Regions from separate parts of the Homo sapiens genome. Here region 2 is linked to region 1. Evidence: chromatin loops called from intact Hi-C (ENCODE). Cell type or tissue: stomach. All regions are shown on one strand. Links, peaks and the distances in the headings refer to the core of each region. The heading gives the core; the rest is flanking DNA.

Region 1 (15,499 bases), core at 3,467-11,466:
TAGGTCTTTTACCTCCTTGGCTAGGTATGTTTCTAAGTATTTTATTCTATTTTTCATTTGCATATGCTCTCCTAAGTCTCTGTATTTAATTTTGTATAGGGTCTGGCATTCCTTATCTTAAAGGAGCTTCCCCCCAGATTATATCCACTCCAGGTTCCACAAGCCTGGATGCACTCCTTGTCCTTCCCTGAACTTCAGACTAGTACACTACACCCCCACGGGAATGGCCATGTCCAAAACACAGAAAGAAAACTCTTGGTTTTCTCATCAGTGGCAGTCACTGCTGCTATTCATCAAATATTTCCAACTTTCTTAAGTCCAGGTATGCAGTAGATTGTGCTTCCTTCCATCCCCTTTGAAGTTAGGCATTGCTTTGTGATTGCTTTGTTTGATGAAATATGAGTGGAAGCAACTTCACTTCCCATCAGGCACTTTGGGAACCAGAGTGCAATTCTCTATGCTCCTCGCTGCTGTGGTGGTGAAGGCAACCAGTGTCAAAGTGAAGCCTCCGACCCCTTAGGTTCCTAAGTGAATCCTCTGAATGGAGGCCCCTGCCAACTGGCAATGGAAATGTCCTGAGCGAGAAGGAGATTTTTTTGGGTTAAGCCATTGAGACTTAGAAGTTGTTTGTTACCACAGCATAACCTAACTTATCCTGATTGATACACCTCCCAAGTCTGTGCCTCTTCCTGGCTTTCTACCTCAGTAAACACGAATTCAATCTTCTGGGTTGCTTAGGACAAATTACATGGTCTCATCCTTGATTTCTCTTTCTTTCACTGCACATCAATAATCCTGGAGACCTTCAAATGTATCTAGAAACTGACTACTTCTCACTACTTCCATGTCAAGACACTGTCATCTGCTGGATTATTGCAACAGTCTTCTAAAGCCTCGCCTTCCTTATGGTCTAGTTGTCACATGTCAGCTAGGACAGCTGTTCAGAACACAAGTCCACTTGTGTCACTCATCCCATTACTCATATTTCTATAATGGTTTCTCATCTCCCTCCAAGTGAAACCCAAGACTCTGTAAGATCCAACCCTGCTGCCTCTCCAGCCTCATCCCCTGTGATCCTGCTTTGTGATCATTCAGGTGTAGCCACACTCCCCTTGCTAGATCGTGCATATGCTCGACCTTGCCCTTGCCATTCCCTTGGCCTGTAACATCTGTCCAAGGCAGCTTTGTGGCTCATTCCCTCTTCTTCATCTCTCTGCTCATATGTTTCCTTCTTCACGAGGCCTCTGGTTTCCTCTAAATCAGCTACTCTCTTTCCAACATTCCCATTAGTTTGGAATAATAAGGGAAAATGTTACTATTACATGTTAGGTTCTCTGTTGAACTCTTGATATATAATAAATAACCTCATTTACTTATAACTATCCTGTGAAATGGAAACTATTATTCTTATTTAAAGAGTACAGTAACTGTGGCTTAGGGATATTAAAATGAGCTTAAGTTCACAAAGCTGGTAAGCGGCAGAACTCAGATTAATCCATCTGCCAGACTCTTAAGCTATCCCCTTAATTGCTATGTAAGTCTGCCTCTAGATTAGGAAGAGTCCAAAGACATAATAAAACTTGATTTTGGCAATTTTAAAAATAATTATTTATATCATCCTATTGGCAAACAAATTCAGACTGTATGAGAGCACAGTTAGGAGAATTCAGAGCTTGCTGAGCAATGGCTCCCACAGAGTGTGGATTAATAAGTCAGTGCCCACTTCAATACAGGTCTGTAATGGTGTGGCAGTGTTCTGGCTCTGCCCTGGTCTTGCTCTCACTCCTATTATTCACCAGGATGAAGACTGGAGAGGCCAAAAAACTGATGTGGCATTAATATTCAAAAAAAATTTTGATGCAATAATGAATTAAATCAAACCAGATAAAGCTTGGCAGACTGAAGTTAAACTTTGCATTTAGGTTCAAAACTCAATATTGTAAATTCAGTGGGGGTGAAAACATTTCTTTCTTTTTTTTTTTTTGTTTGAGACAGAGTCTCACTCTGTCACCGAGGCTGGAGTGCAGTGGCACGGTCTTAGCTCACTTTAGCCTCTGCCTCCCAGGTTCAAGTGATCCTCCCACCTCAACCTCTGGAGTAGCTGGGACTACAGGTGTGCACCACCACACCTGGCTAATTTTTGTATTTTTTTGTAGAGATGGGGTTGCACTATGTTGTTCAGGCTGGTCTCAAACTCCTGATGTCAGGTGATTGGCCAGTCTCAGCCTCCCAAAATGCTGGGCTTACAGGCATGAACCGCTGTGCCTGGCCGGGAAAAAACATTTCTTACAAAAGTTCATGTAAAGAAACCTAGTGATTTGAACTGACCCGTTTCTTCATGTGGACCGAGAGTATGACACCACACAGGTGTTTTTAGGAACCATCGTAGTCTCAAAAACTCCTTATCCAGATTGAGGAAGAATAGAGGTGAACTAGGCTGCTAAACCATAGCTCTTTTATTTAATCCTATTGTTTTGTCATCCTATTGTTTTCAGTTATGAATAGCAAGCTTTAAAGAGAACATTGACAAACTCAAGGCACAAAGAAGACAGTAATAAGGGTGGTGAATTGGAGGAATTAAAGCCATATGAGAGCCTCTTCCTGGATCCAGAGTTGTTAAGTCTGAAGGATGGATGTTGGAAAATTAATCACTGTCTTATTTAGGCTTACTCTACTGTGTAAAATGGAAGAATTGAGGCTAACATGTGAAAATTACAAGGAAGCAGATTTCAAGTCAATGTAAATATTTTCTAATCAACAATTATGTCCTGCATCCCGAATGATTACGGAAGATATTCCCGTGGATAGTTGCATAACCGTGCCCCTACCTTCAAAGTGCTCTCTGACCAGTAAGAGAGACAGCTCAATTATAAATGTTGACCTGCTTAAATGCAATCATTGACGTTCCTGTAAGAGTCTGTAGTTGCACAGAGGAAGGAGTGATTAATTCTCTCTCCCTAGGTGGTCAGGGATATTTCACAAAAGTGATAATTAAGCATAACTTAGAAGCATAGGTAAGAATTTTTGAGGGGGATAAGTGGTAGAGAAATGCTCCCTGGAGAAACTAGTAAAATAGTTAAGGATATCATATAAGGATGTGAAGAAGCCAAGTAAGGGTGTGTTAGTCTGTTCTCACACTGCTATAAAGAAATACCTGGAATTGGGTAATTTATAAAGAAAAAAGACTTAATTGGCTCACAGTACCGCAGGCTACACAGGAAGCATGGCTTAGGGAGGCCTCAGGAAACTTTCAATCATGGCAGAATGCAGAGGGGGAGCAGGCATATCTTACATGGCTAGAGCAGGAGGAAGAGAGAGAGGGGAGTTGCTACACACTTTTAAATAACCAGATCTTGTGATAACTCACTAACTGTCACAAGAACACCACCCAAGGGAAATCCACTCCCATGAGCCAGTCACTTCCCACCAGGCCCCACCTCCAACATTGGGGATTACAATTTGACATGAGATTTCGGTGGGGACACAGACCCAAACTATATCAGAGTACAATTTCAGATGAAGTCCCAGACTCAGCCTGATCCCATGGGGAAACCTGTAGCATAATTTACACCTCAGAGTTTGTTCACTTTGAAGCAAAGGAGCCAAGCTTTTGTACTCCCATACCAGTCTGTTCATGGTTATGGGCTACCCTGATGGACGGGGGCTGGAATACAAAACGCCCAGGCATATGTGGAGCAGGACATCTCCAGAGCAATGCTCCAAAGGTCGTAGATTTTAGGATGTGAGGCATTAGCAGCAAGGCATAAAGAAGTTGGAGGATGCGTACATGATATGCTTAAAGAGATCTGGTAAAAGCACCATCAGTGTCCTTTACTGGGGACATGAAAAAGAGGGTCTTGGCTGGGTGCGGTGGTGCATGCCTCTAATCTCAGCACTTTGAGAGGCTAAGGTGGGATGATTGCTTGAGCCAGGAGCTGAAGATTAGCCTGGGCAACATGGCAAGACTCTGTTTCTTAAAAAAAAATACAAAAATTAGGCAGGTGTAGTGGCATGCAACTGTGGTCCCTGCTACTCGGGAAGCTGAGGTGGGGGTATCTCCTGAGCCCAGGAGGTAGTGAGCTATGATTACACCACTGGTCTCCAGCCTGGGTGGAAAGCGAAACCCTGTCTTGAAAGAAAAAGAAAAGAAAAGAGAAAAGAAAGAAGAAAAGAAAAGGAAGGAAGGAAAGAACAAGGAAGGAAGGAAGGAGAGAAAGAAGAAAGAAAGAAGAGAAAGAAAGAAAGAGGAGAAAGAAAGAGAAGTCTTCAGCAAAAGAATCAGTCAAGCAAGGGCGTGGAATATGATGTGTGCTTAGAGGGATAAGTGCAATTTTACTGGAATAATAGGGTGAATAGGAAGAAAAAGGCTAAAGACCTAAAGTGGTCGACTTTTGTGGTACCCAGGAAAAACTCCTTCAGTAGGCTGTCTCAAGAGAGACAGGAATCCCATAGAAATCTTATGGAAAAATCTACAGTACATCGATGCTTCATGGAGGCTTTTCTGGATGGTGATTCAGGGTCTAGGTGCTGTAGGTATCTCAGTGGAGGACCAATGGGTTATTTTAGTTCTCTGAAGATTTTTTTCTCACCTTTTCTGATTCAAAATCTGAGGTTGACCTAGCAAACCATCACTGACCTAGTAGGAGCAGAATATTTTGTATCAGCACATTTCTTAATTTGCTGAAAAACTGTGGGCCTCCTTGGCCATCAGCTGTCACTGGGAATATAGATTAATATGTTATTGGGTATAACGGGGAGATTAAAGGGAGAAAGGAAGTAGTGGCCATAGTCCATGTGCCATGATTGACCAGAATAAGCTTTTCTGGAGCCAGGTCAAGAAAATCCTTGTATCAGTCATCCATGGCTGTGGAACCAACTTCACAGGGCCATGCAAGTGGTAAGTGAGTAGGGTGAGGCCAGTGAGGTGAGTGTAACAACAGGGGCATGCAGTTTAAAGAGACACTTACTCTTATGTCATGGAAGTGCAAATGAGGCCTCCTTGAATTTTGCACCCTAGGTGCTTCACCTCCCTCAACTTAGTCCCAGCCTCAAAACTTAATAGTTTAGCTCATGTACCTGTGAGTTAGTACTTTGGGATGAACTCAGCTGGTCAATTCTTCTCACTCCCAGTGAAATCCAAGGCCCTGTAAGCTCTAACTTGCTCGCTCTCCAGCCTCATCTCCTGGTCTATACTAGGCTTGTTCATGTGTCTGTGCTCAGCTGGGTTTAACTGGTGGATGACGGCATTGGCTGTAATATTTGGTTGTGAAAATTGTCACTCCAGCAGCTAGAGGAAGAAGGACTGGCAAGGTGAGACTGGAGGTAATAATAAATCAGGAGCAAACAAAAAATGAAACCTGTAGCAAGAGAGTAGTAGGATGGAGAAGAGAGGAGGACCGAGAATATTTAACAAAATGAATACGTATTGATAATATAGTTGGCATGCTGGAAAAAAAAACCCACTGGAATTTCAGATTAAATCCACTCCAAAGGGAGGGATTCCAGTTTCAGTTAGGTCCTAAATTCTTCCCTCTGCCCATGGCTGTTCCAGCGTTCACTTTCTTCAACTCTTCCCAACCTCATTGCTACTCACTCTCAGCCAACAATCTCGCTTCCTTATTCATGAAGAAAATTGATGTCAACAATGGTAAATCAACTCATCTTCCGTCTGCCTCCATCTACTCCCCGCCCTTCTTTCCACCTTATCTCTGTCCGCCCCCACCGTGGCTATTTCCCAGGGCTCTCAGAGGGCAGTCTCTTCCTGTCCAAGCTTAAGGCCTCTTCCTGTGATCGCCATCCCATTTCCTCCCCTCTCCTTGGATCTTTCTGCAAGTCCTTTTACAAAAAGTTATGGTCCCTGTTCAGTATTATGGGGGAGAAAGGCATTAAATGTACTATAATATATTGTAGAGGCATACTTTCAAAATTTCTGTTATGGGTGTAACTAGCAAATAGTCAAGTACTAAAAAAACAGTTTGGACATCTTATACAAATATGGGAGCCAGTTATGAAGTTTCTTTGTTTCTGATTTTGACTTTGGAACTATACGAAAAGTGTTAACTCTTCCCTGAATCCACACAGCACATTTTTTTTTCTTCTGGATAACTCTGGTATTTTACCTGAAACAATAGGTTGTCAGTGAGATGCTCAGGGGCCTGAAGGAGATAGAAATACTGGAAGAAGATCAGAGAGTAAGGACAGACATTACTGAGGGAGTGGGAGGGATTCATTTATGTAGAAACATGAAAGCAGAATTAACTAGGCAATGACTAATGATATGATAACTGTCTACAAACACCAAGCGTGTATGATGTGAATGCCAAGAAGTCAAATTGCTTCACTCGGCACAAAGATACAATCTGTACAGTAACACAGTAGACAAAATAAATAGAGCATCCTGAATTACCATCACAGAAAATTCCCCCAAATAAGTAGAAATCGAAATGATTTAATGAAGACTACTTCATTTCTTAGGACAACTCGCATCCATCCATCCATCCATCCATCCATCCATCCATCCATCCATCCATCCTCCATCCCTTTCTTCAGTAAACTTTAAGTACTTAAGGAGCTACAAAGGAACCAGCTCTTCAGCTTTCCCCATTCACACCTCATGGGCCCCAGCCTCTATCCTTTCCTTTCCTTCATTGCCTGAGTGGCCTTCCTGAATCATCTTTATTGTTACTTTCCAACAAAAGCCAAAAAATTATTGCTAAAAAGGCCAAAGCAATAGATAGCATCTTGATGTATAAGGAAAAAAAAATCCACAGCAGCCTTGACATGGCATTCAAGGCTACTGTTGATCCTGGAGGAGGCATACCAGCCTAGAGAGTAAGCATGGGTCAGTGCAGTCTATCACCACTACTCTGAAAGCACACCAAGAGTTGTGTCATTGACTCCCCATCACTTACAAATTCTCCCTTTCTCCTATGTGATACTGACTCACCCCTCCTATCATCATCTTCCGAGATCAATGGGGCAGTGGTAAGCCCATTTCTAAACAGTGGTACTGAAAGTGTCCCTTTTCTCAGGAAATTTACCATCGACATCACTGACACTAAGGATTAAATAATAATTTCCCAATCACGCATTTATTCAATAAACTCATATTGAGTGATGGCATTGTGCTAGGTTCTTAGCTGCAGTCTAAAAGCCGGTGTCACACAGAATGCCAGGACAGAGTCTCATCTTCAAGGAATCATTTCGGTGCTGCTTGCTCCACTAGAGACAATCAGTTTGGAGTTGTATTTTATTTATTTATTATTTATTTATTTATTTATTTATTTATTTATTTTTGAGACAGAGTCTTGCTCTGTCGCCCAGGCTGGAGAGAAATGGCGTGATCTCAGCTCACTGTAACCTCTGCCTCCCGGGTTCAAGCGATTCTCCTGCCTCAGCCTCTCAGGTAGTTGGGATTACAGGTGTCCACCACCATGCCCGGCTAATTTTTGTATTTTTAGTAGATACCGGGTTTCGCCATGTAGGTCAGGTCTTGAACTCCTGACCTTAGGTGATCTGCCCGCCTCGGCCTCCTGAAGTGCTGGGATTACAGGCATGAGCCAGCGCGCCCAGCTGGAGCTGTATTTTACAAAGTGTCAGTGTCTCAAAACCTGCGGTGGACTATAGATACAGGTCATAGGAGTTACCTGTGTGGATGGGATAGGGCCAAACAGCAATGAGTTGGTAGTTCGGAGCTATTTTAAGAAAAAAATCCGAGAAGTTTTAGTTTATTGTGGACGGGTGGGGATTGGCGGTAGAAAATTACTAAATTTATTAGAAAAATCAAGGAGAAAGTATCATTCCGTGAATTCCTGCAAAGGCGATCGACCCAGGGAATGGTTGGGGCATTCTACTTCCAGAAGAACACTCAGCATCTTGAACAGGATGAAACTGGAAAGTATGGATAAAGGAGTAGACTGCTGAATTTTTCAAACAGACCTTCCAACTTTCCAAAAAGAAAAATGAACATTCAGTATTTAAGGGGTCTTTATTGCCATCAAGTGGTGGAAACAAGGATAGCGCTAAAAGAATTTAATATGAATATTTTTCTAAGCGGCAGGGAGGCTGGAAGATACTAACCTTCAAAGTAATTACTGGGTTTAAAAGCCTTTATTTAATTAGGGTACTATCACAATTTTGTAACCTTTTCTGTATTTATAAGTTCTATATTAATTATTCTCCTGATTTCTACTCCTGGCTCTATTGTGCAATCCCTGTAGCCCTAGTTGATGATGGTTATATCATTGGAGAAATGCTGCCACCTTGTGGGAGATGTGAAAAGAAGTCCCGAGAGCAAGTGAGAAATCACGTATTAACTTTGTGAAGAGAAACTTGTACTCTTTTAAGTAGGAATTTATCCCTGAGTAAAATTGTCAAGCCAGAAGAATTAATCTTTAATATTTCTGTCCTCCCTTTTTTTGTAGGCAAATGGCATACATTACTTTTCAATTGTTCTTTGTTCACTTCTGTGTGACTTTGGGTAATTTGTTAGTTTCCTTATCTGGAAAATGTGCAAATGGGCATAATAACACGTATAGAACAAAAGAAGTATTATTTTCCTTTATTATTTGCCTCTTTTTTTACACTAAAGTGTGTGTGGCTGCTGTGCTATTTTTCCTCTTCTTTTTCTTTACTTTCTTTCCTTCTTTCTTTCTTTTCCTTTTTCTTTTTCTTTCTCTTTCTCTTTTCTTTCTTTTTTTTTTTTAAGAAGGGATCTCACTCTGTCATCCAGGCTGGAGTGCAGGGGTGTGATCTCAGCTCACTGCAGCCTCAATCGCCCCGGGCACAAGCGATCCTCCCACCTCAGCCTCCAGAGCAGCTGGGGCTACAGGTGCATGCCACCATGTACAGCTAATTTTTTTGTATTTTTTGTAAAGGCAGGTTTTTGCCATGTTATCCAGGTTGGTCTCAAACTCCTAGGCTCAGACAAACCACCCACCTTGGCCTCCCAAGTGCTAGGATTATAGGTGTGACCCACCGTGCCTGGACTTGTGCTGTTTCATAGTCATGGCAGTCCATAAAATGCAGAGCAGCAAAAATACATTTTTATTTTTGTAAAGGAACATACTTTTCTAGACCTTGAATCCTCCTCATCCCTCTCTCTGACAATTTCTAGTTTTTTGAGCCCAATTAAGAAGTTTGGTCAAATTGAAGATTCGTCTAACTCAGCTCCTGTTTAAATCCTCCACTTCTACTTCCTCCCTGCAGGCTGCGTTTTGTAGGTCGCCACTTCCTTTGGTGCTCCTCATACACACAAGGCAGATCCTGAATGCAGGTGAGGCCGCGAGATCCACAAAACACAGATTTCCCATAAAGAGGCCAGGGACACAGTCCAAACCTTATCTACTTTAGAAGAATATGGAACCCCTGCTTACATATTACTTTTCCTCCTGTTTCTTTACAGTGGTAAAGGGAGCAATAGATTGTCAAACTGGAAAAATATCTCACATGAAATTTTAGTTTTTGACAACGAATAAGAAACAGGGCCATTGATTTCAATTTTCTAAAGTTAACACCTCTAAAAATGATAACCCCTGAACTGAAAACCTAGAAATCCCTCCAGGACTGAAATTTCCCAAAAGATTGCCCTCATTTCCCACAGGTCTCAAGTGCTGCCTTCTTTCATCCTTAGGTAGTTAAGGAGAAACACACTTCCCCACATCAGCCCTGGCGGGTATTGAAGGGCTCTGGAGGTTCTGGGAGATGTCCCCTCTCCACCTCTCCCAAACATCCAGCAGAGGAGGCCAGTGCTTCTTCCATCAGCCTGGGATCTCCTTAGATCCACCCCCACTTCCATTTTCACAGTATCTTTCCTCCTTGTGATTTTTGGCCTTGCTTCTCTTCAACTGACAACATCTAAGAACTATACAATCATAGACTTTTCATATGTATATATGGAACGTGTAGAAAATAGAAAGCCTTAGTCTTGAGTTATAGGTAAATACAGAAGAAAAAGCAATTACATGTTAAAGCCATTTCTGTATCAAGTATAGCAATTTCTGTGAGATAAGGAATGTGCTTAGGTGGGATATCTGAAGTCTCAGAAAATTACTTCACAAAGGTTAAAGCATTCTCTGGGCAAGGCGAGTGGATGTCGTGGTCCTGCTTTGTCAACTGTTACATGGTAGTGTTTTGTTAGTACATAGAGGGCATGGCCTTCAGGGAGAGGTGGTCTCCTCCTCAGGGAAACCTAGTCTCCATTACTGCCTCAGTTTCCTGGTTTCTCCCTGAATGATATTCCAAATATCACAGCGTGCCCACCCTTGGGCCCAGTAACCCCTCTTGTCTCCGTCACTCACAAGTCACGTAGGGAAGCATTCCTCAGATCGCTATCACTTAGTGGCAAATGCAGTTTGCCTCCCACTCAATTCCATCTCTGCAGCCTATGGTCTTCTGGCTTCCTGGAAACCAGAATCAATCAGATGTGGATCAGATGTGGATCGTTTAAGCAGGAGGTATGCGCAGTTTCCTTCCTAGGATGCTGGGGCCAGGACAAGTCAGCCTGCACTAGCAAGGCACATGTAACACATATGCTCACACATGCCCCAGATTTTAATCCCATAATCTGGGTCAGGATCTGTTGTCATGAACACGAGAGACCAGTTGCCATGTGCTTACTCTTTTCCAGTGTACTGGAGCAGAATTACTGTAAGCCAGCGATCCTGACCTGGAGTTCATGGCTGGGTTTCAGAGGACCTGTGATCTTCTGAAATGGTATGTAAACTCTATGTGTATGTGTATGTGCCTGTGTATGTGTTTTGCTATGTCTATATTTCTGAGGAGAAAGTCCACGTATTTCATAGAGTTTTTAAAAAGATTTGTAATCCCTCAAAATGTTTGAGGTCTGCTAAATGGCTTCCCAGAGTGTAAGAATTTGGTCCTCTTGGGACCCAACTGTCCCATCTACCAAAGGAAAAAATGAAACATAGCCCAACATCTACGAAGCATTGAGTGTGTGCCAGCCATGCCCATATAGCATATCTCATCTAATCATCTCACCAACCATGCAAAGAAAGCATCATTCCCCTGCTCTCAGACCAGAAAGTGGAAGCCCACAGAGGTCAAGTAGCATGCCCAGCAAAAGCTGGCATTCAAACTAGCATTGCCAGGCTCCAACACCCATGTCCCAGCCACCACCGCAGCACTCTGATTATCTTTTGTCCTGCTTGGATTTCTTTCCTTCCTTCCTTCCTTCCTTCCTTCTTTCCTTCCTTCCTTCCTTCCTTCCTTCCTTCCTTCCTTCCTTCCTTCCTTCCTTCCTTCCTTCCCTCCTTCCTTCCTTTTTCCAACTCTCTCTCTTTATTCTTGTTCTTTAGCCACCCTTCTGCTTTGCGGAAATCAAATCAGTCCATTCCCATCTGACAGGTGTCTGCCCCTTCCTTCACCCTTTCTTGGCTTACCACAGAGTTACACACTGGTGGCCCTTGGGTCAACACTGCCCTGCAGTTGTTTTTTTTTTTTTTATGATGAACAATGTTTTGCTAATATTTAGAAACTGGAAAAATTCACATAAAAGTTTGGATTTCAAACTGATTTTGAGAAAAATCAGAAGATCTAGCAACCCCAAGCCCACAGTCTCTCTTGATAAAGGGACGTTGGGCTGAGTTGGTGGGGCTTGTGTTCTCCATTTCCCTGCAGTCCTCACCACTCCCTCTCTGACCCCTGCATCGCTGTCCTGTGTCATCTGCTGGGGGCCTTTGGCATCTGAATTTTAACTCATTGTTTCCTCTCTCCCTTCTCTGTTTCCTCTCTCCCCTCCTTCTGCCTTGCATATTCCTCAACTGTGGGCTCTCCCTCCCTAGAATAAACACCTTTTATTTCTCCTTCATTTATTTACATTCTCTCTCAGGCTAATTTCTGCTGTCTTCCTCCTCTTTCCTGTTATAGAACTGAAGACAAAGATAGGCAATTGGAGACTGTGCTGTCTATTATGTGTCTGAATGCTGTGGGGCTAAGGTACTAAGCAGGGCAAACCTGGCCGGGGCTTCCCTTGTCTGTTAGTATTTCCTTTCTTGTGCTTCTCTTAAAAAGAAAAAGAACAACCTGACACACATAAGTGTGTTGTTAGTTTTATCCCAACTGTATTGCATCTAAAAAAAATACATAAATAAATAAATAAAAAGCAAAACAGCCAAGTTGGAGGAAGTGAAAATGGAGCCCTGGGACCCTGATTTATCTGTGCTTGCCCCATTTCTCGACACTATATGACACATGGACATTGTGGTGCTTCTGCTGTAGCAGGCTTTTTCTGTGACATGGGGCATCTGATTCTTTGATTTCCAATGTCTCGCTCTCTGAGTTAAGTTTTTTGAGCCTAATGTGATTGGATGTTCCATTTGTTTTACAAATAATTTATTCAACATAAATTACGGTAAACTTCCAACATGTCGTCTTTTCTCTTTTACCAATCTGGAGAAGCAGGCAATGAGAGGACAAGATGTCCTTAGAGTGATACAGTGATATTAAGTGTTCCTGTACTTGACTCCAAAAGTGCATTTACCAAGTTCTCCAGGATTAATGTGCCCACTCATTACAGTGGTGTTAAAAGGAGAAGGTCAAGCTTAGCAAGGGAGAAGGTGGCACATATCCAAAAAGAAAGCTGCAAAACCCTGGCAGTGGCCACCAACCCTGCATGTTCAACTTTACACACATGTGGTCTTCAGAGTCTCACTCTTTAACAGATGCGTCCTAAATCGTATGTCATGCCGGTGAATTTGGTGAATGAAAACATATTTTCTCATTGGAAACAAATGTCTCACTTCAGAGATGTTTAATCAGAATATCTGGTTGATCTTTAGCTGATAGTGACTCTCATCTGTATGTTTATTTATCTAGACAAATTTCTTCATTACATTTTCCATAATGGATATATTTTAATACATGTAAAGAAATCAGCTAGTCCAATAATTTGAAACTTTAGGACCAGAGGCCACCGAGGGCAGTGAATGAAGGTAATGCACAAGGCCGGAATGCTAGCAGTGTCTGAATCAGTGTGTCCACGGACTCACCTGCCTGTACACTGGCTACTGAAAGTATATTATATTTTAGATTTCAAAGGGGCTGAGAACCACTGGGATAGACTCTTCTTCACATATGGGAGCTCCCAGATGGATTAACCTTGTGGGACAGGAAGACAGCAAGGGAGCAGCGGGGCTTGTTGCTCCTGGGCTGGAGTTCCTCCTGTTATAATCTGTTGCCTGAACCAGAAGTCCCTGTTGGGGAATCCTTTGGCTGTAGCCCCCTCAGTAGTTCTGTAGTAATATCATTTGTGGTATTAGTGTGAAAGCATTTGTTGTTCTCCTCTTGATTTTCCAATGTGATATGGAAATGGAAGACCAATGAATGGAGGACTAGGTACGGATGGGAAATTATCTGTACTATAATTTCTTCTTGCTCATCTTAACCCACTTCCCTTTGCCTGCAGTGGCAAAGGGAGTATGTGGATATTGTCCCCTTAGCTAATAAAATGTTCCTTTCAGGCATTCCTGGGCCTGTCTCTGTTCTCCTAATGCCTTTGACCGAGGCTACAAAGCTGATGTGTGGAGCATCCAGGAAGTGTGTTCTGATAGGATTCCCAGAAGACCTGCCACCTGCCAGTTCTGTTCTGTTTTCCTGATGGCCCACTGCTCACTGTGAAACTAAACATTTGCAGAAGGCCTCAGATGACCTTGAAGAGCTCACTAAGATTCAGGAGCCTTGATTTTATCCTGGAATCTGACACCAGTGTGCTCTACAGTTCACTGAGTTCCTCTCGTTCTCTTTCCCTCTCACCCATTCATGTATAGGATTATTAAGTAAGACATTTTCCCCTTCTTTGAAAATGTTAGTACTTATTTTCAGGCATTCATTTCAAATATTCCAAATGTCTCCCACATGCATGTAAAGCACTATAGTAGACACGTTGGGGCAGAAAGTAAAGAAAAAACTAAGAACATTATGATGATGATGTTATTCCTATTTTATACATAAGTAAACTGAGGCTTAGTGAAGCTAATTAAATTGCAAAAGGTCGCCAACCTAGGAAGAGCTGGCATTCAAACCCAAGTCAGTTTGATTTCAAAGGCCATGTCCTTCTCATTGTTCCGTGTTTGCTACAAAGATGATTGGAACATGGCTTATTTCTCCAAGGGGTTTTAAGCCCAGAACAGATGAGAGTACATATACGATAACTATAATTCAAAGAGTATTCTGTAAATTCTGCATAATAGACAAAAATACAGGGCTATGGGAGAATGATAAACGTGAAAATTATTTAAAGTTATGTGTGGTTCTTTGTTGTTGGGAATGTTGTTGCCATGGCTACAACTTGAGCCTCTGTCATAGTTCTGAATTAAAAGCTGCACAGATGTATATGCAGATACGCTGACATCAATGGACAAAGTCATGCCACCGATGACAGCAAATGCTAGTGTTAGAGATATTCAGGGAACTTTAAACTTTCCAATAGCTGTGAGCAGCAGGCATTGGTGCGATTCCCTGACTCTACACCATCCTCTCCATCTATAGTTTGCAACTGAGCCCTCTCCATGGTTCATTGACGTAGTTAGCTCCTCAAGGAATCAGTGCTGATCTGAGCTTGTCCTGCTGCTGCTACCTAAGGGCAAGTTAACACCATTCCCCAAATGTGGGAATGAAGGATTTTAGAAGTCCCACTGCAACATTCTGTAAGGAACCAAACACTCATGCTCTGCAAAGGTTAAACCCCAGGCCAGATTCCAGATTCTTATCCTCTGAAGCTCTATGAGAGAACTGTTACTGCCTTCAGAGACTATGGATCTGGCTCAATAAAAACAAACGAATTTATAACTGTGTTACAGACACATTCCACTTGTAACTCCATTAAGAGGCATTACATGCTAGATGTTCAGCCCCATGACCATTGTAGCTGCCAGACCCAAAACAAAGATTCATTTGATTTTCAGATATGACCTTCTTGGGATCAGACCCACCAAGCTCTGGATGCCCAGAAGGCTGCTCAGGTTGGAACACCTGTAGCCCCCGCGCTGGGGATTAAGAAGCACTTGTTCCAGCTATAAGCCTTGCCAAATGTCTCCGCACCACAGAAATGAGATCTGGCCTGCGTGGAGTGCAGGGGGCCCCCAGCTTGCATCACATTCTTCCAGGCTTAATCTACTCAACAACCAAAGTGGAAACAGTTTTCTAGCCCCTCTTAGCCAACTGAGTATACAATATAATCTAATGTTGCTATATGGCAACCTTAACAGTAATGAACTCTACACCATGTTCCCCTAGAGAGCTATGTAGTGTTTCCCTGAGGGCATGATTTTGGAACAGTTTTTCAATAGGAAAAAGAATCATCTAATGTACACTTAGCAAAAGGTGAAGCTTTAAATGGCAATGACAGTTTAGTTAATATGTATCTTTAAGTTGTTTCCTTTTTTTAGCTGAACAGATAACAATTTCTGTATGTGGTGCAATAATACAGAACCAGTGGTATTGGGACTTCTATTTAGGAGACTATACCTTGTCTAAGTGTGGC
Region 2 (15,499 bases), core at 3,007-11,006, 450 kb before region 1:
TTTTTTGCTAGTCTGGCTAAAGCTTTGTCAGTTTTCCTTCTTAGGTGCCAAGCTTCTCTGGCTGAATATCAGCATGGGGACATCCCTATGTGTTGGTAATCTCTAGCTAATTTACCAGTAGTCCAGAGACTCCACATTCAGTCAAAATGGCTCATGTCTGTTCCCAACCAACAGAGAACCAGTCCTGAGTTTCTCCCTTCAGGGAAGTGGGTTCCCCTCTAGCCCAGGGCAGGTCCAGAAATGCTGTCCAGGAGCTAAGGACTGGAATCAGGGACCCCAGGAGCCCACTTGGTGCTCTCTTCCTCTGTGGCTGAGCTGGTTCCCAAGCTGCAAAACAAAGTCCCTTTTATTCTTCCTTCTTCTTTTCTCAAGGTGAAGGGACGTCTCCCATAGCCATCACAGCTGGGAGTGTGCTGGGACACACCTGAAGCCAGCACAGCTCTGAGTCTTACCAACAAGGCCCATAAGGAGTACTGTCCCATGCCTACCACCGCTGACTATTTAGAACTTAAGGGCTTTTTAGTCAGCAGATAATGGATTCTGCCAGAACTGAGTCCTTGCCTTCAAGACAGTGGGTTCCCTTCTGAGCCAGGGTGTCTAGAAATATTGTCCAAGAGCTAGGGCCTGGAATGGAGGCCACAGAACTCTACCCTATTCTAGTGCCTATTTCTACTGTGGCTGAGCTGGTATCCAAGTTGCAAAACAAAGTCCTCTTTACATTACCCTCTCTTCTCATCAAGCCAATGGAAGGAATTGCTCCCAGAGCTGTGTTTACATAAGGCTTAATGAAAGAAAACAAACACAGATTCTTCCTATCTTCATGCAGATTTGCATAGTTTGCATATGATTTGCATAATTTGATGTCAAATGAAGAGAATCTTCAATCTTTGCAACTTTCTTACCAGTGTCTTTTAGTCTTTATTTTTTCCTCCAAATAACTGTAACTGTGTTTCTTGATTTACTTGCTCTTTAGTTTCCAGGATAAAACAACTATAGTTGTAAGAAATCCAGTCTTCACTTTGTCTGATAATATTCTTTTTATCTGTGCATGTTTCAATGATCAGTTGGCTTAAAAGTTGTTGTTTTTCTTATTATACTAGGCTTTTGGGTGTATATCTGCTTACTGAAGTATACGGCATAAAGTCATAGTGCAATTGACTTTATTTATGTGGAGGAGTAATAAGTGGCTTCCTTTTATGGAAAACATGGTGTGTTTTTAAAGTGTGAGGCAGTAGAATATGGCAATTAAGAACATGGATGCTAGATCCAGAATGACTGCATGTGAATCCCAGCTCTGCCACTTATTGGTTATATAAGCTTGGGCAATTACTAAGCTCACTATGTTCAATAGTGATAATAAACTCTATCTTCTTACAGAGTTGTTGTAAAAATTAAATGAGTTCATTCATTTTAAAAATCTTAAGTCAAAGTGTTAAAAAATATTAGATATTATCATTATTTGGGGTCCCCACTAATGCTTTTTTCAACTTGGTACCAGAAAGGGAGATGGGAAGAGGCATCTGAAAAATCTGTATTTATTAATGTTGAAGAAAGCTCTAGGTAGTTAAATATAACTATGTAAAACTTAGCTGCCTTTAAGTTAATCTCTGCACTTAGTCACTTGAAAACAAACAAAAAACACAAAAGCCCCAAACACCTGTCTAATATCCTATTAAAAAGTGCTAAAAACAATAAAAAAATAACAAGTTTCTTAAAAATTCCTTTAAAATGCCTATAGTCTCTTTTATACAGTACGAAGCAGGAAATAAAAATCTTTTCCCCATCTCTTTTTCTTTCAATTCTATATTTTATCAATAGATAAAATAATAATGTCCCTTATGAGAAATGGCATCCTAGATTCAATGAAATAGGATATCTCAGGTGACACACTGAGGAGGACTTCTCACATGCCTTGCTCAAAGAAGGGCACTGAGGAATCACAAAACATCCACCTCAAAGGACTCCTCCACTACAAAACATCCCAGTTGGCTCTTGTCTCTCACACTGTCTTCTCTGGATCTCTTCTTTCCTCTCCTCACCTACCTCCTGTTCTTTCTTCTTCCCTTAGTACAGATTACATTAGCTGTGTGATTCTTCTTGTTCTTCAACTCATCCTGTACCTCAAATCAATGCAACAAAAGACCCAGGCCTGGTGACTCTCCTAGTCACAAAGACCTGTTTCCCTGGCAAAGTAGAGGAAGGGGGAAAGTTGTGATTACATTAATTTGGGGGTCACTGTTGTGCAAGGATAGCTGCAGAGATGTATTTCCAATCCAATTCTCACCTCTCTACCTTATTTATCTGAACCCATTACCACTATCTTTACTCTCATGTTTCCTAGGCCTCACCAAAATTAGAGACTGTGTTGGGAGCAGGCCCCCCAAAATCTGGCCATAAACTGGCCCCAAAACTGGCCATAAACAGAATCTCTGCAGCACTGTGACATGTTCATGATAGCCATAACGCCCATGCTGGAAGACTGTGGGTTTATGGGAATGACGGCAAGGAACACCTGGCCTGCCCAGGGCGGAAAACTGCTTAAAGGCATTCTTAAGCTACAAACAATAGCTTGAGCTATTTGTGCCTTATGTTCCTGTTGCAGTTAACTAGCCCAACCTATTCCTTTAATTCGGCCCATCCCTTTGTTTCCCATAAGGGATACTTTTAGTTAATTTAATGTGTGTAGAAACAGTGTTAATGACTGGCTTGCTGTTAATAAATACGTGGGTAGATCTCTGTTTGGGGCTGTCAGCTCAGAAGGCTGTGAGACCCCTGATTTCCCACTTCACACCTCTATATTTCTGTGTGTGTGTCTTTAATTCCTCTAGTGCCACTGGGTTAGGGTCTCCCCGACCAAGCTGGTCTTGGCAGACTGTATGCATACCTCAGTCTACTGTTGATGGGCAGTGTGACTCAAGAGGTTAACATGATGGTAGATCTAGGAGTTCCTGAGATTTCTTTTGGAGTTGAAAATGGCTTGTGGTTTTCTAAAGTCTTTTAACCCATATAGGTATAGTAATAATCTCTGCTTCATTGCAGAAGTCTTTGGAACATGTAGAAATCAGTGGGAACTCAAAATAAAGGTGGGCAGTCTGCCTTGGTGTGGAAGGGATTGCTTGAAATGTAATCAAGAAGAGGTAGTAAGAGGTAATAATTGAAATGTGTCTTGAGAGATGAGTAAGTGTTGAGTGGGCATGTTTCTGGAGGAGAAATGGGAAGGAATTGGGTAGAAATGTGGGGATGTAAGTTCAGGCAAAGATATTAGCAAATACATAGGAGAGATTCAGAAGAACCCATTCAGTGGACAATAGTTTGGTCTGTGTGAAGCACGGGGTTCAAGGAGAAGGCAGGGTTTGTAGAAAAATATGAAGTTAATTTAGACATACTGAGTTTGTATGTCTGTAAATCATTCAGGTGAAGAGATCTAAGAGGATTGTGTATGGGTTTGGAGTAGTAGCAAGTTTATGAAAGGAAATATGGATTTGGGAGTTTAGAACACAGAACAGGAACAGTTAGGAGAAATGGAATACTAAAGCTGGAGGGGTAGATGGTTGTGGTAGTAGACTATTATAATAATTTAGGGTTTTAGAAGTAAAGCAGTCCTGAGTTATAACAAAGTCTAGTATAAAAAATTCATATTAAGGTGGTGCAAAATTGTATACATTGTAGCATTTATAATCACATTTAAAAATGACTTTGAGCTGGGTGTACCACACCCAGGATTACAGGCATGAGCCTATGATCCTAGCACTTCAGGAAGACAAGGCAGGAGGATTGCTTAAGCCCAGGAGTTTGAGATTAGCCTGGGCAAAATAGTGAGACCCCATCTCTGTAAAAAATACAAAAATTAGCCTAGCATGGTGGCATGTGGCTGTTCCAGCTACTTGGTAGGCTGAGGCAGGAGGATCACTTGAACCCAGGAGTTAGAGGTTGCAGTGAGCAGTGATTGCACCAGTGCACTCCAGCCTGGGCGACAGAGCAAGGCCCTGTCAAAAAAAAGCAAGAAAGCAAGCAAGAAAGAAAATGACTTTACTGTTTGCAGAATTCTTTTCACATAAAATAATAATGAAGTGCATCATGAGAACAGTATTAGGAGTTTGAGTGTCTTCTTTTCCAACTGTCCTGTCTAATTTTACATATAACTTAGTCTGTAATGGAAAGGAACCACTCCTGGGCTCTATAAGCTTTGACTTTTCTTAGACTTCTCTAAAAGATGGAATAGAATTAAATAATTTGGCAACTATAAAGCTTCTTTACATGCAAAGTTAGTTGCCAGTAGGGATATAATAAAAATATTAGAGATTAGCTATTCTAATAAATATTAATTTGTCCCCAAGAAAGAAGGGTAATAATGGACCAAGGCAGGTCTGGAAGGGGCTATAGCTATAGATGAGGTTGAGGCCTTTGAGGACAGTCTTTAGGCTCTGCCCCTACTTGTAGGTGACTTGGATATGTCTTTGTCATTCTACTGAGGATGTCAATGAATTTTATGCTATTGCTTCTTCAGAAGTTGTATGTGTTATTGCCTTATTCTCAGGCCTTTGAGAGGGACTGAATCCTTCCCTCTCCCACATTTCACCCTGTGTAGTTTTACAGTGATGCCCTATAGATATTATATTGTATTTACCACTCTGAAGTCTTTGGGGGAGGTTATGGATTAATTTCATTTATTGAAGGCAGTTCTTGCTGATCTATTTATTTATGTGTTATTTCAAGATGATTTTTACCATGATCAAGCTCTAAACCTTTAACCAGCCATTTACCAAAAATTAAGCTTTTTTCTAAAGAGATGTATGTACAAAAGGCAAGGCCAGACAAATCTATTCTCTTTATCACTATTGGGGTTTTTGGTCACATACCATCCTGTGATTTGTGACTAGGTCTCCTGGATGCTCCCATGTATGACACCTTTCCTCAAGGTAGCTCTGAGGCTCAGACTGAACTGCTTCCTTAGTCTTTTTCCTTGAGTTTCATTCTGTTCTGTTGGGTTCATCCTGTGGTCACAGGAAGCAAGACAAGATGGCTAAAGGAAAAGGAGGACATGTCTCTAGCCTAACACAGAAGGACTAAAGCTGTTTCTACAGGCCTTATTTATCCTGTGGCTAGCCCTAGTGATATGGTTTGGCTCTGTCTCTACCCAAATCTCATCCTGAATTCCCATGTGTTGTGGGAGGGACCTGGTGGGAGATAATTGAATCATGGGGGTGGGTCTTTCCTGTGCTATTCTTGTGATAGTGAATAAGTCTCACGTGATCTGATGGTTTAAAAAACACGAGTTTCAGCCAGGTGTGGTGGCTCATGCCTATAATCCCAGCACTTGGGAGGCTGAGGCAGGTGGATCACAAGGTCAAAAGATCGAGACCATCCTGGCCAACATGGTGAAACCCTGTCTCTACTAAAAATACAAAGTTTAGCTGGGTGTGGTGGTATGCATCTGTAGTCCCAGCTACTCGGGAGGCTGAGGCAGGAGAATCACTTGAACCCAGGAGGCAGAGGTTGCAGTGAGCCAGGATTGCACCACTGCACTTCAGCCTGGCAACAGAGTGAGACTCTGTCTCAAAAAAAAAAAAAAAAAAAATCAACAACAACAACAGCAAAAACCAACGGGAGTTTCCCTGCACAAGCTCTCTTTCTTCTCTTGTCTGCCCCCATGTGAGATGTGCCTTTCACCTTCTGCCATGATTTGAGGCCTCCTCAGCCACGTGGAACTGTAAGTCCATTAAACCTCTTTATTTTGTAAATTACCCAGTCTTGGGTATGTCTTTATCAGCAGCATGACAACAGACTAATACAATAAATTGGTACTGGGAGTGCTGTTGAAAAGATACTCAAAAATGTGTAAGCAACTTTGGAACTGAGTAACAGGCAGACGTTAGAACAGTTTGGAGGGCTCGGAAGAAGACAGGAAAATGTGGGACAGTTTGGAACTTCCTAGAGACTTGTCGAATGGCTTTGACCAAAAAGCTGATAATGATATGGACAATGAAATTCAGGCTGAGGTGATCTCAGATAGAGATGAAGAACTTGTTGGGAACTGGAGCAAAGGTGACTCTTGTTATGTTTTAGCAAAGAGACAGGCAGCACTTTGCCCCTTCCCTAGAGATTTGTGGACCTTTGAACTTGAGAGAGATGATTTAGGGTATCTGGTGGAATAAATTTCTAAGCAGCAAAGCATTCAAGGGTGACTTGGGTGCTGTTACAGGCATTCCATTTTAAAAGGGAAAGAGAGCATAAAAGTTTGAAAAATTGCAGCCTGACAATGCGATAGAAAAGAAAATCTCATTTTTTGAGGAGAAATTCAAGCTGGCTGTAGAAACTTGCATAACTAATGAGGAGCCAAATGTTGATCACCAAGACAATGGAGAAAATGTCTCCAGGGCATGTCAGAGACCTTTGTGGCAACCCCTCCCTTCACAGGCCCAGAGGTTTAGGAGGAAAAAATGGTTTTGAGGGCCAGGCCCAGGCTCTGCTGTGTGCAGTCTAGGGACTTGGTGCCCTGCATCTCAGCCATTCCAGCTGTGACTAAAAGGGACCAAGGTACAGCTTGGGCTATTGCTTCAGAGGGTGGAAGCCCTGAGCCTTGGCAGCTTCCATGTGATGTTGAGCCTGTGGGTGCCCAGAAGTCAAGAATTGAGGTTTGGGAACCTCTGCCTAGATTTCAGAGGATGTATGGAAATGCATGGATGCCCAGGCAGAAGTTTGCTGCAGGGGCAGGGCCCTCATGGAGAACCTCTGCTAGGGCAATGCAAAAGGGAAATGTGGGGTTGGAGACCCCACAGGGAGTCCCTACTAGGGCACTGCCTAGTGGAGCTGTGAGAAGAGGGCTGCCATCCTCCAGGTCCCAGAATGGTGGATCCACCATGCTTGCACCATGCACCTGGAAAAGTGGCAGACACTCAACACCAGCTTAGGAAGGCAGCCAGGAGGGCAGCTATACCCTGCAAAGCCGTGGGGGAGGAGCTGCCCAAGGCCGTGGGAGCCCACCTTTTAGATCAGAGTGACTTGGATGTGAGACATGGAGTCAAAGGAGATCATTTTGGAGCTTTAAGATTTGACTGCCCCACTGGATTTTTGGGCTTGCATGGGGCCTGTAGCCCCTTTGTTTTGGCTAATTTCTCCCATTTGGAATGGCTGTATTTACCCAATGCTTGTACCCCCCATTGTATCCAGGAAGTAACTAATTTGCTTTTGATTTTACAGGCTCATAGGCGGAAGGGACTTGCCTTGTCTCAGATGAGACTTTGGACTATGGACTTTTGAGTTAATGCTGAAATGAGTTAAGATTTTGGGGGACTGTTAGGAAGGCATGATTGGTTTTGAAATGCGAGGACATGAGATTTGGGAGGGGCCAGGGGCAGAATGATATGATTTGGCTGTGTCCCCACCCAAATCTCATTTTGAATTCCCATGTGTTGTGGGAGGCACCTGGTGGGAGGTAACTGAATCATGGGGACAGGTCGTTCCCTTGCTGTTCTCATGACAATGAATAAGTCTGCTGAGATCTGATGGTTTTAAAAATGGGAGTTCCCCTACATGAGCTCTCTCTCTTCTCTTGTCTGCTGCTGTGTGAGATGTACCTTTCACTTTCTGCCATGATTGAGAGGCCTCCTCAGCCACATGGTACTGTAAGTCAATTAAACCTCTTTCTTTTGTAAATTGCCCAGTTTAGGGTATGTGTTTATCAGCAGCATGAAGATGGACTAATACACCTGGTTTCTGCTTGCCTTTCTATAGAGGGGATGTGGAGGCAATGAAGGAAAGGAGGAAAAGGAGAAGGAGAGTGACAGTGGCATTTCCCCCTGCTGTGGGTAGGGTAGGAGTTGGGGGAGTGGAGTACAGGAGAGAGAATTCAAAAGGAAGTCAGGATTCCAGTGATCAAATCCAAAGGAAATGCTATGGGCCCCAGATCTTTAACCTTTATCACACCAAAAATGTGACCCAATATTGTCCTTGCCACCATCATACCCACCATATATGTTCTCCTTAGGAGTGGGTGTAGGAGAATGGGGGAGAGAGCCTTGAGCTCTTTCTAGAGATTAACATTTGGTTTTTTGTTCATTTAATACATATTAATATTTATTGAGTATTGTTCTAGGCACTGTGTACAAATATATGAAAAGTGAGAGGGAGAAATTGAGAGAGAAACTGAAATTTTGGTGGTTAGCTCTGGATTTAAACAAAATAAAAACACTCTTTATCACTATGATATATTTAAACTACCTTAAGAACAACTGTCATATAGCCTATGGGTGGGTAGTTTCTACACCATCACCTGTGAGATTTTAAAGTTTTTCACTCCTTTCCCTCTATATATTTGTAAACAAACATGTGATACTGAATTACTGAAGATTGAGAAATTATCCAAGTCCACTTTCATCCTGAGTTAAGAAATTGGGAGATTTATCAATTTATTGTCTTGGCAGTTTAGTTACCATGGCTGTATGGTTTTTGGTCTTCTGAAAGCCAGAGTGAAGAGTGCCAGGTTATTTGGCAAGATTTCTGTCCCACTGTGCAGTCAGACAGACATATGCTGAAGTGTGGAATAAACCCAAACCTTTTTTTGAACTAGGGACCAGTCGACTTTCTGCAGATGTGGGTCATGGTTACTCATGTAGAACTTTATATTGAAGACCTGCCTGTAGATAGAGAAGATAGTAAGTTTATGGCTCTCTGTTGGTTGGGAACAGACATGAGCCATTTTGACTGAACATGGAGTCTCTGGCTGCTGGTAAATTAGCTAGAGATTACCAACACATAGGGATGTTCTCATGCTGATATTTGGCCCAAGAAACTTGGCACCTAAGAAGCCTTTCCTAGCCAACCCCTAAGAAAAAACTGGCTCAGAGTCTGGCATTGGGAGCTGAAAATAATCCCAATTCCAAGGCTAAGGTACATCTTTTGGAGAAGGTATAAAGTCCTGTTTTTACCCATCTTGTTCTTATTTATTTTCATAATTAATTTCTCTATAAATAGGTACAATTGAAAGTTAACATTTTCTTTACAAATTTCTCTAATTAGGCCAGGTGTGGTAGCTCACACCTGTAATCCCAGCACTTTGGGAGGCCAAGGTGGGCAGATCACGAGGGCAGGAGTTTGAGACCAGCCTGACCAACATGGTGAAACCCCATCTCTACTAAAATACAAAAATTAGCTGGGTGTGGTGGCACACACCTGTAATCCCAGCTACTCAGGAGGCTGAGGCAGAAGAGTTGCTTGAACCTGGGAGATGGAAGTTGCAGTGAGCCAAGATCACGCCACTGCACTCCAGCCTGGGCAACAGACCGAGACTCAGTCTCAAAAAAAAAAACAAAAAAAAAAAAAATCTGGAATTACATTTGAATTCAGCCAAAGTACTCTTCTGTAATACTTTCCAAGTGAAAATATCAGTTCGTTCATTTGTTCTTTCTTTCTTTCTTTCTTTCTTTCTTTCTCTTTCTTTCTTTCTTTCTTTCTTTCTTTCTTTCTTTCTTTTTCTCTCTCTCTTTCTTTCTTTCTTTCTTTTTCTTTTTTTGACAGGGTTTTACTCTTGTTGTCCAGGCTAGAGTGTAATGGCATGATCTTGGCTCACTGGAACCTCCGCCTCCCAGGTTCGATTGATTTTCTTCTTTTAGCCTCCCAAGTAGCTGGGATTACAGGTGTGTGCCACCACTCTCAGCTAATTTTCATAGTTTTAGTAGAGACAAGGTTTCACCATGTTGGCCAAGCTGGTCTTGAGCTCCTGACCTCAAGTGATCCACCCGCCTTGGCCTCCCAAAGTGCTGGGATTACAGGCGTGAGCCAGAGAATTGGTAGAGTCTTTCTGTGTTTTCAGTTAAGTTTAAGAAGTTGAACTCTCTATTTTGGGGGCAGTTTAGAAGGTTCCACACATTTCTGATGATGGGGTTTGGAAACTTCTTCCTAAGTACTAGGAGTAAAGAGTCTGGTAGGAATAACTGGATGTGAAAACATAAAATTAATGACCAATTTATCATCTCATAGGTTTCTTAGTCCCAATGGTGAACCTGTCTGTAAAGTCAGAGAATTTGAACAGCAACAGGTTATTCCCTTCACTTGCACAATTAATTAAAAGCCCTTGATTCTTCCTTGGTGAAAAATGAGGGAGATTTCCAACAGGAGAGCAAATTCTGTAATGTTGGCATGGAATGCTGGAAGCTGAACAACTCTGTCATCAGACCAAACCTGGTCCAATCTTTCTGCTACCTGCTTCATGTTTTGAATAGATTAGTGTCCCTCTTGAGTGCATATGTATTTAATCATTCACTCACATTTGACTTTCTTTCTCTAGGTCCTCGTTTTTTTCTTGCTTATTTCAGGTTTTTATAGAACTGCATTATATGGAGGCATGATTCATATGTCTTATTTTTCCTCCAGTTATGAAATTCTGTTTTCTTTCGCAGAGATTAATGAATCTGCTCTAAATTTCAAATAATGATAGCTTTTGTTTTCTGGTAACTAGCCATGAGCTTTATATGTTTTCTTATAAATAATGTCCTTATTTGAATATCTGCCTATACTGCCATGTTGAAATAAGATTATCTCTGAATTAGCGTGTTTGCCAATTTCCAGGCATAACGCATTCTTGAAAATGTGCATGAAAGATGAATGCATAAAAGATGATCAATGGACTTGAAAATTTCAAGGTGCCATGGGGTGGGATGGATAGCTAGTGCTAGAGAGCTAAAAATGTATTCTAAAATCCTAATTACTCCTTTTAGATATCCTATTCATTGATATATTTGTCTCATTTCATATACATTCTTTAATTTTTTTCTTTCCCATTAAATACATGATTGACAAGTTTAAGTTCCATCATGTCTTGATTGAAAGTTAGGAGTTTCCACTTTTGGGAGAGCTAAGAATTTGCTTCTTTGTCTCTCTTGTATGATTTTGATGAGATCTTCATTTATTATCATTAATTTTAGCATATGAATTTATTTTTGTCTCATTTTGGCTTTACAAAAAAAGGACAAAATAAAATAGCCAAAAAATTGCCCACAAAAGATACTGTGACACAGGCAAAGAAGGTGTCACTGCTGGAACTGAACTGTTAGCCAGCTGGCAGCATCACTATGCAATGGTCTGAAATGGTCACTGGGTGGTTTGTGTTCAGAAGTTTAGGATGGAAAAGGTTCGTTTCGGGGTATACTTATGCAATTGTGAATGTACCAAAGCCTAAAATTATACAAACATGACCTCTTCATATAATAAATATGGCTGTGACTTAAAAAATGGTCAGATATTTAGGAAAAACACAGAACACTGATTGGTTGCTAATTAGACCACTAATTATCAGGAAGGGAAGAGAGTTTGACTCCCTCCTCCCCACTGCCTTGTAAATAAAAGGTGGAACATGGTTTTCCAAGTCAGTGGATTTGGGCTGAAGTTGGTAGAAATGTAAAATTAAAAGGAGGGCACTGAATAAAAAGAATATCCATTCACAGTGAATTAAACAGCTTTTGTTCAGTTAAATTACGGAGATCTTTACAAAAGAGTACATTTAGAAAAATAGATAATCAAAATATTCTATGAGAAAATTATGATAGCAAATACTAAAAGATACTTTGTAGAAATTTGAAATTTGGCTGATGAAAAAGTTTAATTTTTTTTTTTTTTTTCCTGGAGAGATGTTGTGTTAAACAACTATTAACCTCAACAGGAAAGGCATCAGGTTCAAGAGGCTGAAGAAGAGACCTAGAACCAGCAAATGAGACATGGGGTTTTATGAGGGGATTACATACAGGGGAGAGAGTTCAGTGGTGGCGGCTAGATAGGAGAACCCCACCTTACATACAGAAATAGTCCAGTGGTGGTGGACCAGACAACATATCCACTTGACCCAGTGGTGGCGGGCTGGGTAGGAAAACCACAGTGCTTGCAAACAGCATGCAGTTCATACAGCATTTTCACAGAACACTCCCGCTAACGATCTCCCCCTTTAACCTTCATCAAGCTGAAAACTCAAGGCCTCAATTCTCTGTTATGGTCTGTGTTCCACAGAATGGGGCTTGGGGGCTCCTGTGTTTCTCATAGACAGGGAACTAATGTCCAGGTTGGCCACTCCCTAATTCCCTAGCTTGGAATACAGATTCAGGTGCATCTGCCATACAGGGTCATTCTAAAAGTATGCTTCAGTTATTGCTGTCATGTGCATTTACCCTACAAGAGGCTATTTAAATTATAATGTAATAGTGTATTAAAAGCAATTCTTTGGAAAACCTTTGAATGAGAATCCCTCTGGGACTTTGGCAATAGCTCAATGGAAAAGCAAATGCATCTGTAGTGGGCAGGAGCCTCACGGCGGCCCAGATGGCCTGGAACCCAGGGGGGCAGTCCCCAGCCTTCCTAATGACACATTGAAAGGCGATGATCTTTGGCTTGGTCAAAGCCACTGTTCCTGTCCTAGAATGTCTGATTGGGCGGGTATGACAGAAGAAGATCTGCCTGATTTGGTGGTTGTAACAGAAGAAGAGGATACGTTTCTAGACAGATTCCCCCTTCTGGCATTCACTTTGCTTGTCTGTTTCGTACCTACAGTGCTCCAGTTAAACTCTGTTAGTATAATAGTTATTACCCAAACACCACCACCCTTTGTAACCTCTAAGCCTTTACTCTTGTCTGTTACATCTGCCTTAAATCACTTTTCTGCCTTTTTCATCCAACGAACTCCAATCTAGTGTTGAAAGGCTAGCTGATGTGAAGTAGGTTAAGAAGGGAAATTTTAACAACCCTTCACTTCTTCCACCCTAACCAAATACAAAACCAACAAAATTATCTTCTCTCTGAACTTCCATAGCACTTTTTACTTCTTTGTTACATTCCAGTGATTACAGTAATTAGTGTACATTTTTATCTCTTCTACCAAATTATAAACTCTTCAAGGAGGGAAAAAACCACATTTGATTCATTTGCTTACTCATTGTGGATTCTTCTGCCCTCCCCTTCCTCACTTTTCACTGTACTTTGTATATAGTAGACATTCAAATAGTAAATTATATTAAATATTAAATAAGTTTAATATTTATCTTAAACATTAAAGATAAATTTCACTCTGCTATGTAAGATAAGATTAATGCACATGGCATGCACCATTTAAAACTCTGAAAAAGGAAGTTAAATAAAGGAAGGTAAAAGAGTCAAGAGACTTTGTCTTTAATATCTCTTAAACTAAAATAATAATATTATTGTACCTAGTAGAACAGTAAAAAGGCTCTTACTGGACTGTCTTCAGATTCCCTGGAAACACACACTGACATGGGGATTTGTGTGCAAGAAGTTTATTGGGGAGTGCTCTGAGGATGAGATCAACACCTGTAGAAAAGAGGGAGCAGGAAGCAGGCTGAGCAGCTGCAATGGAGGCCCCAGCTGATCCGTGGGAGAGTTCTGAAGCTGAGCGGCACCTTAGAGTTGCTCTGCCTTGGGTCGAGAGGACCGAGTCTTTATACCACTATTATTGGAAAGGTCTAGTGACCTTGGGCTAGGCAGCATGCTGGCTAAAGGCAATCACTAGAAAATAACTCAGCTGAGAGCCATCTTCTACTAACAGTCCCAGCAGCTGAAGGAGTGAGTGCTCCAGTCCTGAGGAGGAGATGTGGGCAGGGCACTGCAGCAGCCAAGGCTACACTAATGCCATTGGGGTGTTGGTCAGTGATTTCAAAAAGTCAGTCAAAGAGGAGAATCATAAAAAATGATACATACACCCACAAATACTCTATTTCAACTTAAAATATAGGAATGTGAGTTGATTTGCCTTTTACTTATAGGAATAAGGCCTTTGAGTATGGGCCACTGGTTGATGTTTTACATCTTGTGCAGATAACATAAAGAGATCATTGTGTAAAATGTTCTGTTTCAGCTTATTTAGAGATGCTTGTGAAACATGGTTGTCTTTTTTACACATAATTTGAAAGCAATATTTTTAGTGATTTGCCTATATTATGTTTTAGTTTTTAAATTTGATTTTATATTTTCTCATATCATAAAAGTACATATTTTAAAGCATCAAACAGTCCTACAAACCTTATAATTAAAAACAGTAGTATTTCATTCCACCTCTCCCTGCTCTTAATACCTACTATTCTCTGTAGGCAATCACTTCAACTCCCTTTTCCATTTTTCATTTGGATTCACCTCTATACAAACATCCCTGTGCTTATGTTATTTTTTGTGTTAATTTTTCAATTTTGGATATTTTCTTTTTCTGAGACAGGGTCTTGCTCTGTCACTCAGACTGGAGTGCAGTGGCACTATCATGGCTCACTGCAGCCTCAACCTCCTGGGCTCAAGCAATCCTCCCACCTCAGCCTCCCTCCGAGTAGTTGGGATTACGTCTGTGCCACCATGCCTGGCTTATTTTTTAGTTTTTTGTTGAGTTTAGGGTCTTGCTGTGTGGCCCAGGCTGGTCTCAAACTCCTGGGCTCAAGTGATTCTCCTGCCTCGGCCTCCCAAAGTGCCAGAATTACAGGCATGAGCTACCATGTCCAGCTAGTTTTAGATGTCTATTCATGCCTTCTACAGAAACTGATGAGTTTTCTTACATCCCCTATCTCTGTCTCCCTCGCCCTGTTCTTCAACACATACTTCCCCTCTTGTCTTCCAAACATGATTGTTTGAAAGTTGTAGCTTCTATCATTGAGCCTGTGTTACTATCACTTAACAGCTGAGCCATGTATTACAATATGATTGCATTTACTTTTCTATGTAACTTTTATAGTTTTTTTCTTTTTTTGGACTTAGTAGTTACCAATAATACTTTGTCTCAATTTCTTGAACTGTAAAATGGTCATAGTAACTGTATCTATCTCGTAGAGTTGTCAAAACTGTATGTTTAACTATTAGTTTTCATGGACTTTGTTTTTTATGTACTAATCCCTAATTCATCTTAAACTTTCTAACAGAGCCGTAAATATCTTTTTAATATACTTGATTTTATATTAAATGCTCAATGAATAAGCGTTGAAAACTATAGCCAATACTCTAATCTGCGCTGTATGAATGACAAAGCCATTTAATTGCAAGAGCAATGCATTTAGAATTCTTGGCAAGGCCTGAAACTGCCCCTTCCTAGCTGTGTGACCTTTGGCTAGCATATTTGAGTCACAGCTTTATCATCTGCAAATGGGAGAATTGGATTAGATAGTCCCTAGGGTCTCTTCCAGCACCATGATTCTATTATGGAGAAAAGCATATGCAGAAAATACCAAACTATGTAAAATATGTCAATGAAAAGAGTCAAACTCTAAAATATTTTGAAGGAATTTATTCTGAGCCAGATATCAAAGACCAGTGACGTGTGACATAGCCCTCAAGAGATCCTGAGAACATGTACCCAAGGTGGTCAGGATACAGTTTGATTTTATACATTTTAGGGAGACACAAGGCGTCAGCCAGTATTTGTAAGAGATACATTGGTTTGGTCAGGAAAGGCAGGACCACTGGAATCGAGGGCTTCCAGGTCATAGGTAGATTCAAGGATTTTCTGATTGGCAATTGGTTTAAAGAG

Evidence for each region. A loop is a pair of places that touch in the nucleus more often than their neighbours do. Peaks named below come from ENCODE experiments on the same cell type or tissue, not always from the same donor. Only the 100,000 strongest peaks of a DNase experiment are listed, where the experiment ranks them.
Region 2: it touches region 1 in a loop (2.6-fold over the local background); 76 of 110 quality-filtered maps call a loop at or near these places.

Annotation. Positions count from the first base shown.
Region 1 is chr4:81,398,732-81,414,230 of GRCh38, reverse strand. No RefSeq gene overlaps it. Among named protein-coding and RNA genes, the nearest start is that of RASGEF1B, 65 kb to the left of the region's middle. In stomach, for the core only: CTCF peaks have their summits at 8,008 (motif pointing left) and 8,210; a DNase peak (open chromatin) is centred at 8,240.
Region 2 is chr4:81,845,546-81,861,044 of GRCh38, reverse strand. No RefSeq gene overlaps it. Among named protein-coding and RNA genes, the nearest start is that of RASGEF1B, 380 kb to the right of the region's middle. In stomach, for the core only: no CTCF peak of the experiment used is centred there; no DNase peak of the experiment used is centred there.